2 separate regions of the Homo sapiens genome follow, and region 1 is linked to region 2. Evidence: read pairs that join two places in POLR2A ChIA-PET (ENCODE). Cell type or tissue: PC-9. All regions are shown on one strand. Each heading gives the region's core, and the rest is flanking DNA. Links, peaks and the distances in the headings are about the cores only. Region 1 has its middle 33 kb from the start of CD164. Region 2 has its middle 87 kb from the start of CEP57L1.

What was found. Peaks named below come from ENCODE experiments on the same cell type or tissue, not always from the same donor. Only the 100,000 strongest peaks of a DNase experiment are listed, where the experiment ranks them.
Region 1: POLR2A ChIA-PET joins it to region 2 with 8 read pairs; 3 of 35 experiments call an interaction of 5 or more read pairs at or near these places.

The regions. Positions count from the first base shown.
Region 1 is chr6:109,346,644-109,352,027 of GRCh38, reverse strand. It overlaps the pseudogene CCDC162P. Among named protein-coding and RNA genes, the nearest start is that of CD164, 33 kb to the left of the region's middle. In PC-9, for the core only: no CTCF peak of the experiment used is centred there; a DNase peak (open chromatin) is centred at 2,327; H3K27ac peaks cover 746 bases.
Region 2 is chr6:109,179,740-109,185,123 of GRCh38, reverse strand. It overlaps the pseudogene CCDC162P. Among named protein-coding and RNA genes, the nearest start is that of CEP57L1, 87 kb to the right of the region's middle. In PC-9, for the core only: a CTCF peak has its summit at 1,859; no DNase peak of the experiment used is centred there.

The DNA.
Region 1 (5,384 bases), core at 55-5,054, 170 kb before region 2:
GGAACTAGAAAAGGAGGAGATAGAAAAAGCAGCCAGAGGAAGAGGAAAACCACAAGGAGCAGTGCCAGGAGAATAATTAGGAGAAGGGTGTGGTCAGCTGTTTCAAATGCTGCTGAGACATGAAATCAGTGAGAACTCAGTGTCCTTTGGACTTGGAGACAGAAGTGAAGGTGATCTTGGCAAGAGCAACTGCAATGAAATGGTGGTAAGAAAAATCAGATTGCTGGTGGTGGTGCAGAGACCTATTCTTGGCCCCCAATTGCAAATCTCTCCTCTCTTCTTAGAAATAGACCTCACATTTTTTGTTCACGGCATCCTAGAATAAAAACTACATTTCACAGTCTCCTTTGTGTGGTCTTGGGGCTAAGTGCTGGCCAATGGAATGTACGCAGAAGTGTCACAAGTGACTTCCAGGAAGCATTCTTCAAGCTTCAAGGGAGGGGTGGGCCCTTTTTGTTGCCTTCCTCCTTCCTATTGGCCAGAAAGCGTAAGCATCATATTGGACCATGAGGTAGTGAGGAACATTTGGAAGCCACAAGTTGAGAATGGCAAAACCTGAGAGAAATTAAGTGAGGTGAATCACGAAAGTGAGTATAGGCAGCTCTTTTAAGAAGTCTGACTGGGAAGAGAAAGACCAGCAGCAGGGGAAGGAATATGTTGTCAAGGCAGTGGGGGCGGGGGGAGCTATTTTACAGTGGATTTTATGATCCTGGCACATACATGATCAATAAGTAATTGTTGGTTGCAAGATTAGAGGGATGCATGGATGGGAAATCCAAGTATGTAGAAAAGAAGCAGCTAGTTCAAGGCCCCTGAGAAGGTAGCAGCAGATGGGCCCTTTACATAGGGATTGCCCTGGGGAAGAAAAGGGACATCCTTTCCATGTTCACAGGAGGGAAGGAGAAGCAGCAGAGTACAGATGTAGGTAGGCTGGGAGACAGGGAGAAGATGGCATTCCTGTCTGAGGGTTTCTAATTTCTCTGTGAAGTGGGAGATGAAAGGATGAGGTGTTGGGGGGAGCGTATGAAGATCTGAGGAGACAAGGCAGATTTAAAACAGTTGCTGCAGAGAGGAGGAGACAGCGAGCTGACCCAACCCTCAGCTCCAGTGGAGAAGCAGGTAAGCTGGGCCTAAGCCAACCAGACATCTTAGTCTGTGGCTCCACTAATTTGTTCAAAATTGGCAACATGACCCAAGTCAGTCCAGGCAGAGCCCAATTCTTTTTGACTGTCCCATCTCCATACCCTGCTCCTGCCATGCTGAGCATGAACAGAGACGGAAGCTACGGAGGTGGCTGCCATCTTGCTTCCAAAGAGCCTTGCTTCCTTTCTGCTCCCAGCCTCCTCAGAGCCAGAGATGGAGAGAGTGAAAGCAGTCCTCATGAACTAGGTCAAACCTTGATGAAGCTACCTTTAGCCAGGCCTCCTCTCAACATTTTACAGTTTTATGAGCCAAGTGATTTCATTTTTTCTTAAGCATGTCTAAAATAATTGATTTAGAAAAAAATCTTCATTTCTCAGGAGTTGCAAAATCCTAGGGGAATCACGTTAATGGCAAGGAAAGAGAGCTCGCCCTTTGAGTGCACCTATGCTTCCAACATGGGAGGCAGGAATGCTGCCATGGCTGCTGCTGCAGAAGACCCCTGGGTCACTTTGAGACTCCAGTTGGGCAACAGCGGAGGAAGGAGGAGTGGGAATATGGCTGACTTTTACTGCTTAGCATTAACAGTATGGTGATAGCTGACTGTGCCCTCAAACCCCTCCTCTCCCTGCACAGGGAAACAGAAGAGGGCTGAGGCCCGGGAGTAACGTCTACCTCTACTTCCTGGGAAAGAAGTTTGCTTCCCACTCCTGCTCCCACCCCAATCCTGGGAATTAGGGTCTCCCCCACCTGCCTCGTGCCTCATTCTGGTTCTCCTTCACAATAGGCAGGTGTTGGAGGATGTGGATGGCAGTTCACTAGGACGCATTATCCCAGGAAGGGATTAGAAAGATGCTTGGCTAAGCTGCAGGCAGAGGTGAAAGGGAGAGAAGGAAAAAATCCCCTGGCACATGGAGAAGACAGTGTAAGGTACCGAACTGCATAGGGTCAGGTGCCAAAGTAGGGCCCTTGTGTGCTCTTGATGCCCTTTATGTTGGGGCTGGGGCAGCAGCAATAACCAGTAGCTGGGGCAGGGGACACCAGCTCCCAATGTCAGGTCCAGGCAGCAACCCAGAAGCAGGAAGGAGGGCCCTGTGAGCTTTACTGCCAAGTCCAGCTCTGCTCTTAGTAAACCCAAAGTAATTTCATCTGTGACTCTGTGCTCCTGAAAGGCTGTTTGCTCAGCTCATTCACGCTGGAAGGTAGCCAAAAGGAAACACAGATAAAGGGCTAAACACATGTATGCAAGTATAGTAACCAACACTTGCACAATTACTAAGTGCCACTATACTAAGGTGTCAAGACAGGAATTATTTCATTTAATCTCAGAGCAAGCCTTTGAGGTGAGTATTCCCATTTTACGGAGAGGCTAATTAAGGTCTGTCTAAGGTCATGTGGCTAGCAGTGACAGAGCCAGAGCCTGAATTCTGGCTGTTTCACTCCAAAGCCCATATACTCAACTATCAGGCTATGTACAGAACAGGAAAGAAGAGACATGGCCAATCATAACAACAGGCCAATCATGGTTAGTGATATTTGGTGATATTTCTAATAGATCTAGAAGAGAACTTAGAATGTATTTAGTCCTCATCTTATAGAGGAGGAAGCTGGTTTAGAGACATCCTGGGGTCTGGTCTCAGCTCCATGCTGCCTGCACTGCTCAGAGAGCTATTTTGATTATTTTCAAGGACACCCCAAACCCCCAAGCATTAAGATGTCTCAAAATCCAATGAACTGGTTCTGGGACCAGTTTTTTTTTTTTTTTTTTTGTGTGTGTGTGTGTGTGTGTGTGTGTGTGTGTGTGTGTGTGACAGAGTCTCGCTCTGTCATCAGGCTGGAGTGCAATGGCACCATCTCAGCTCACTGCAACCTCCAACTCCCAGGTTCAAGCAATTCTCCTGCCTCAGCCTCCTGAGTAGCTGGAATTACAGGTGTGTGTCACCACACCCAGCTAATTTTTGTATCTTTAGTAGAGACGGGGTTTCACCATATTGGCCAGGATAGTCCCAATCTCCTGACCTCGTGATCCGCCCACCTCGGCCTCCCAAAGTGCTGGGATTACAGGCGTGAGCCACCGTGTCCAGCCAAGACCAGTTTTTTATGACTGAAACCTTTTAGTGTTGGATGTCAGTACTCCAAGGTACTAAAGTAGGAAGTTTTGACTGTAAATCAGAATTAAGGTTTATCCGTTTATGTGTCATTCAACAAACATTGTGGAGGACCCACTCAATAACCACTGGATAGTTACTGATTCGGTCCCCCCTGAGTCTCTGAGACCCTCCTCAGTTCAGACCCCAGAGACTGGGAGGGTTTTCTAGCCAGAGCAGGGGTTATCCTTACCGCCTGACGAGCCCATGGGGACAGCTGACCGCTGGGCATCGTGAAGCTGACCCTGCAGCTCCTCTGCACGCTGGAGAGCATCCAGCTTCACACTGCGCTCCTGGGCAAGCCGGCTTCTCATCTGAGGGGAAAATGAGAAGCAGAGATTCTTTGTGCTCACTTTCATTTCCTCAGTTCACAGGGGGTTCCTAGGGAGAATGGGTGTCCCAGGCTACCCTGCAAAGAGAACTGGCTCTTAAAGTCCTGATTAGGCTGAACTCAGCCTTCTGAGAATCAAGAACTTCAGGAAGACCAAGAACTTAACCAAAAAGGAACAGTCCGTGGAATCCCTTATACCTTATAATAGCTAGGAACTTATTCACAAGGTTATATCTTTCATGTTTATTTCATCAGATAAGTAGAGGAAGAGGGGAGGGAGGGCCCAGTGCACACAGGGCCTTGGAGGCCTAGCCACTGCATCTACAGTGAGGACCTGTCAGAGCCCCTGGACAGTTTCAAACAGAGGAAAGACTTATCTATCTCCTAAATCTCTGCTCTCAGCTCAGCATCTGCCGGGAATGCCCTGTTCTGACAAGCCCATCTCCAGAAGCAACCTTTGTATTGACTTATATGGCTCTCCCCGTGCACGGCTAGCCCACACTCCCCAGCCAGGCAGTGCCCAGGTCCAAAGTGTATCTCATCTGCACAGATGACAGGTGGTTTTGCTTTTTCAATTTATAATCTCCTAATTGTTTTTACTTGTAGAAAAGTAATATATACTATAGTGGTTTGAAGAGTACCCCCCAAATTTCATGTCTACCTGGAACCTCAGAATGTGACCTTATTTGGAAATAGGGTCTTCGTAGATGGACTTGTTAGGATGAGGTCATACTGGATTTAGGTGAGCCCTGAATCTAATGACTGTTGTCCTTACAAAGAAGATAGGATAAGGATACAGAAACTCAGAGGAGCACATAGGAAGAAGGCTCCATGATGACAGAGGCAGGATTGGAGTGAGGTAACTACAAGCCGAGGAATGCCAGAGACCAAAATGTGACTAAGAAGAGACATGGAACAGATTCTTCCTCAGAGCCTCCAAAAGGAACCAGCCTTGCCAGCACATTAGTTTCAGGCTTCTGGCCTCCCGAGCTGTGAAGGAATACGTTTTTATTCTATTAAGCCACCCAGTTTGTGATAATTTATTAAGGTAACTCTAGGAAATGAATACACGTGCTAATCTCAAGCATTCAGCCATGTGTATTGTACATCCCACTCCGCCTATACAGACCCAGCCAGAAGGCCCCTGCATAGTATTGCCCTAAATGTTAAAGTGGGCTCTTCCTTATGTCGGGGGGCCCCCAAGCATAGTTTAAATTTCAGAAGATTACCAGAGCTCCAGAGTTAGGAAAACTTCCTAATATAAAGTAGGTCCAAAGCCCCTCTCCATACTGTAGGGATTTGTGTAGGATCCTCATTCCCTACGGGCTGGTGCCAAGGAAACATATCAAGATTTCCTGAGCCAGGCTGGCACTAGGAAACCTAAGAAACACCAGCAAGGAAGCGTGCTTCCTCAGGACCTCCTTGTGTTAGGTCACTCACCCCAATGTCACAGAGGCTGGTGAAGTGACTTGCCCAAGGCCACACAGCCAGGATTTGAGTCCAGGTCTACCTACCTGTTTCCAAGGCTGTCTACCTTCACATTCCCAACAAAAATATAAACAGCCAACATTTACTGAGAGCTATGTATCACACCGTGATTTTGCTGTTGTTTGTTTTGAGACAAAGTCTCTGTCATGCAGGCTGGAGTGCATTGGCACAATCTTGGCTCACTGCAACCAGGTTCAAGTGGTCCTCCCACCTCAGCCCTCTGAGTAGCTGGGACCACAGATGCACACCACCATCCCTGGCTAATTTTTGTATTTTTT
Region 2 (5,384 bases), core at 218-5,217:
ACTTGATTGCTGTTGTTGGCAGCACTTACCTATAGAAGAGCTCCTAATGAAACAGGCTGGCTGGCTTCCTGTTGTGATCTGCTCTAGAGGAGAACAGAAGCCCCTACTCAAGCCCTAGCTTACCTAACTCTCAGCAAATCAGTAACAAAAGACCCAAGGAGTTATTAACAGCAAGTTCCTACTTTGGGGGGATAGAGACTTCCACAAAGCCCCACAGGTGCAGTTAGAACTAAAACTCAACCTATAGTTACCCCTTCCTCATTTTTGTGCTAAGAATAATGCCTTGGGTGGAGATTTAAAATGCTAATGCTACATTTGATGTATGAAGAAGCATGTTGAGCCACTGTATGAGCACTAGAAACCACACCCCCCGCACCCCGCCATATGTGCCCTGATGTAACCCTTCTCTATCAAAGGATGCTATAAAACTAACGCACACACTACCCTTGGAGAGCATCTCTTTCCTTTTCCTTTCTTGGTGCTGGCTCCCTTGTGCACAACCTGAATACACTTACCTTTGCTGCTGCTCTGTTTGGTGATCTCTCTTGATTTCTATCCTGGGAGACAGCAAGAATCCAGAGTGCTGATAACACTCACAGAACATTGTTTTGCATAATGTATTACTAAGTGCCTACCATTATTTCAGCTTTTAAATTTCTCACCAACATCAAAGTCAAATTCAATTAAAATATTATTGGGTAAAATGAGATCTCCTTTCATTGAGTATGATTTGTATTATAGCTCCTGTAACTTCAAGACAATAGCATTAATTAACATGTAAAAACACTTACATTTTCCTTGGTAAGACTTTTGCTTGGATCTGTCTTAACAAATCTAGAATATAGAAAAATCTTAGAGGTAGCAATCAGGTTAGAAATGGGTACCTGAAACTGCTATTATATACTATTTATCTGAACTGGAGATAATGCCAATTGTCTATGTAAAAAGAAGAGAGGGTGCTGATGTAGATTACGGAGTGAGAGTGGGGAGTAAAGCCCCTGAAGATCACACCTTCTCAGTGCCACTATTTACCTGTAAACTCGATTAGCTGTTCCCTGAAGAGCTCCCTGCTCTTCTATCTCAGACTTCAGTTCAGTCAGTTGCACAGCCAGTTTTTTCTCCAACAGCTGGACCCTTTCTGTGGAAGTGATCTTATAAATTTCATCCATGATTTGTATTTGCTGTTTTTCTGTATCCCTGAAAAAGAGGATCACAAATCTTGATGCCCTCAGTGACCATTATCCAGCATGTTGAACTTTGTCTATCTTTGTCCAAGAAATCATGTCAACTTTGTAGAAATGCATGCATTTTGCTATTAGACTGTTGTCATTTGTGATTTAATTAACATCTAGTAAACAGTAGAGAAAAAGTAGGTTAGAATCTCCACTGGCCATGCCTTTGATTAGCCCAGTTCACCTTCAAAAACATCTCTGCTTCAGCTTTGGCTGTGGGGTTTAATAAGTGAGAATGCACCCCCCACCACCCCTCACCTCTGCAGTCTTGATAAATGTTTGTGGGGATTACACAGTAACTTCTGTGAATGGCAGTTATTGCTGACTTCTAATAGAAAATTGTACTTCCGCATTTGAATGTGTTTTCTTAATTTTGACTGCCTACATTTAGCATACCGGTTTTACCATTAAATAACAGCTGATAACCTCCCACCCCACCTCACCTGGTTCACAGTCTGTCAAATTCAACATAATTGTTTGTTAAGTACTTAGTATCAACATTCTAATTAACAATGTAGATTAACTGCATGACTCAGAAGTCCTGGGACCCATAAGTTGCAGGGGATTCAACAGATGATGTATTTCCTTGTGTTACTGCTGCCCTCACCTGTCCTGGACAAGTATGAGTTAAGTCTCTCTTAGGCCACATTAGAGAGATTTAAAATACTTAAACCTTATTTTTTTCCTGTGATATTTCTAGACTCTCATCTTTCCTTTTGAGATATTTCATTTTCTCAAGTTAATATGCTGTCATTTCAACAAATAATTAAGCTGTAGAGATGTTTTGTGTAGAGGCTTCCTTTGGGAGCCCATTTATTCTTTTTCTAAATATATGAAAAATGGAAATGAGCATCCATGTTCAGTCCAGGTTGTGAACCTGCCTAGTAATAAATCTGTCGTGTTTGGCACGCCATTGGAGCTCAATAAAATGCACTGTTATTGTTCTTAGCAAAAGTAAAATGTTGTTATAGAAAATATTTGCCATTTGGCAGTGTCCTTTCAAGTTGGGCAAACAGTTAAACAGCTGCCTTAACAGCTGCATTCCAATCGGCAGCCAAGAGTGGCAGCAACATAGACTGGCTGATTATTCTCCCAAAGGACGGACATTCTGCCTTCATTTCTTGATCAGTTTCAACACTTCACAGCTCAGAAATGAGAACATTTAATCCTGTACTGTTTAGCTTGCAACACAGTCAAGCACAGTATTCAGAAAATTAACATAAAGGGGTCAGTCTTTGACAACTGTCCATGAAATGAATCCAACCCAGAGAAATACATGCCTGCTGAGCACTCATGTCTAGGTTTAAAGAGACAACTGTTTATTTGGAGGGGTATGGGAGGTGTGCTTCATTTATTGAGAACCTACCGTGTGTCAGGCAAGCACTGGGAACTCATTTAGTCTTAGAAAAGAGATTGCGAGAAAAGAGAATTTCTTCAATCATGTTTTTAAAAATAAGTACATTTAATTATTTGTAATTCATAATTATGTATAATACATAATTTTTATGCATTTAAAACGTGGTTAAAATTTAAGACAAAAATAGTAAGATCAGCTTGAGCAAGGTTTGGGGGTGTTCAATGTGTGGTTACAGCAGGCTTGGATGGGGATAAAGCAGACACGTTTAGAAAAGAAATACTGAGTAACTATTTTAAAAGTTTCAAGGTGATGAGTAAAAGAATAGAAATGCATCTAGATGAGTTCATGTCATTTGTAGGGACATGGATGAAGCTAGAAACCGTCATTCTGAGCAAACTATCGCAAGGACAGAAAACCAAACACTGCATGTTCTCACTCGTAGGTGGGAATTGAACAATGAGAACACTTGGACACAGGGTGGGGAACTTCACACACCAGGGCCTGTCATAGGATGAGGGGAGTGGGGAGGGATAGCATTAGGAGATATACCTAATGTAAATGATGAGCTAATGGGTGCAGCACACCAACATGGCACATGTATACATATGTAACAAACCTGCACGTTGTGCACATGTACCCTAGAACTTAAAGTATAATAAAAAATAGGAAAAAATAAAAATAAAATAAAAATATCCGTACCTATTAAAAAAAAAAAAAGAAATGTATCCTAGAGCTTCCCAAAGAAGTGGGAGTAAGGGGTGAGATAGGACTTTTAAATCCAATAAACGGTGGTCCCCAACCTTTTTGGCAACAGGGATTGGTTTCATGGAAGACAATTTTTCCATGGATGGGAAGCAGCAGGTGGCCAGGCAGAGGGATGGTTTCAGGATGAAACTGCTCCACCTCAGATCATCAAGCATTAGCTAGATTCTCACAAGGAGCACGCAACCTAGATCCCTCACATGAACCATTCACAATAGGGTTCATGCTCCTATGAGACTCCAAATGCTGCTACTGATCTGACCAGAGGAAGCTCAGGTGGTAATGCTTGCTTGCCTGTGCTCACCTCCTGCTGTGTGGCCCAGTTCCTAACAGGCCACTGATGAGTACTGGTCCATGGCCTGGGGACTGGGGACCCCTGCAATAGAAGGTAAGAAAAGTGGTGGTGGGGGGGAACAAAAAGAAGTATGGCAGAATTAAGTTCAAATGTAACAGTAATTATAATAAATGTAAATAGTTAAGCTCATCAAAATACATAAATCAGCACAGCTTCAAGTGTTTTAAAGGCTCCCAAAACTTGATAATGTGATATGTACCAAAATAAAACAATTATTTTTATTCTAGCAAATGCCAGAATTTAAACTGATAAGCATACTGGTCCCATATCACTGTGGGCTAATCCAATTCTCTTTATTGATCTGCACAGATAGATACTCTGTAACCTTGTTGGGTAAACATTTTTGATACGTAGTCATCTTGATCATCAAATGCTTTCAAATCATCTATGCTTTCAAATGAAATACATTACATGCCAGCTTCTGCATTAGTAGGGGTGTGGCTAAGCCATTGTAACAAAAAGACACCATCACCAGTGGCTAAAAGAACAAACTCATGCCTATAATCCCAGCACTTTGGGAGGCTGAGGTGGGTGGATCACTTGAGGCCAGGAGTTCGAGACCAGCCTGGCCAACATGGTGAAACCCCACCTCTACTAAAAATACAAAAACTAGCCAGGCATGGTGGCATACACCTGTGATCCCAGCTACTTAGGAGGCTGAGGCAGAATGGCTTGAACCCAGGAGGCTGAGGTTGCAGTGAGCACCACTCTACTCCAGTTTGGGTGACAGAGTGAGGCTCTGTCTCCAATCAATCAATCAATCAATCAATCAAAGAAAAAAGATCTTTTAAATCTCTCTAACCTAATGGTGCTAATGTAAATGGTCTGGGGTTGTAGAGCAGCCCCACTACTAAATGGGCACTCAACGGCCCGGGTTCCTTCCAAGTCTGCTTCATCATCCCCTAGGCATTGTTCAGATAAACACATTAGTGTTTTCCCTTCATTGTGTCTATAGAACATAGGGGACATGAGATAAATATATTTGATAGTCTGAGTTGAATAACCTGCTTCTACTTCTAGTTTGCTGAGAGGCTTATTTTACTTTTTTCTTGAAAGGGTGAATTATGTCAAATGCTTTTTCTGCATCTATTAATCATGTGATCTCCCTCATCTATTTGTTAATGTGGTTAATTTCACAGATTTTCAAAAGTTAATCCAAAATTGTGTTTTTAGAATAAACTCCATTTGGTCATAATTTGTTATCTTTTTTATAGAAAAATGTATTCAATTTTCTACTATGTTTTTCAGAATGTTTGCATTTATGTTCATGAGAGACATTGGCCTGTCATTTTTCTTATAATGTTTTTGTGAAATTTTGGTATCAACATTATGCTGGCCTCATAAGACATGTTGTGAAGTGTTCTCTATTTTCTGAAGAATGTTTATAATTGCTATATCCTTCCTTAAATACTTGGAATAAATCACCTCTGAAATATAGTAAACTGAAGTTTTCTGTATGGGAGGACTTCAATTACAGATTCAATTTTTTAAACAGATATATAGCTATTCAATTTTCTATTTATTTTTGTGTTCATTTTATTAAGACTTTTAAAAGAACATTTGGATATATAAGCACATTTCATCTAAGTAGATGAATTTTGGGGGGATGTGAGGTTTTTCATAGTATCATACTTTTTAACAGCTTTGTTGAGATATAATTAACACAACATCTGATTAA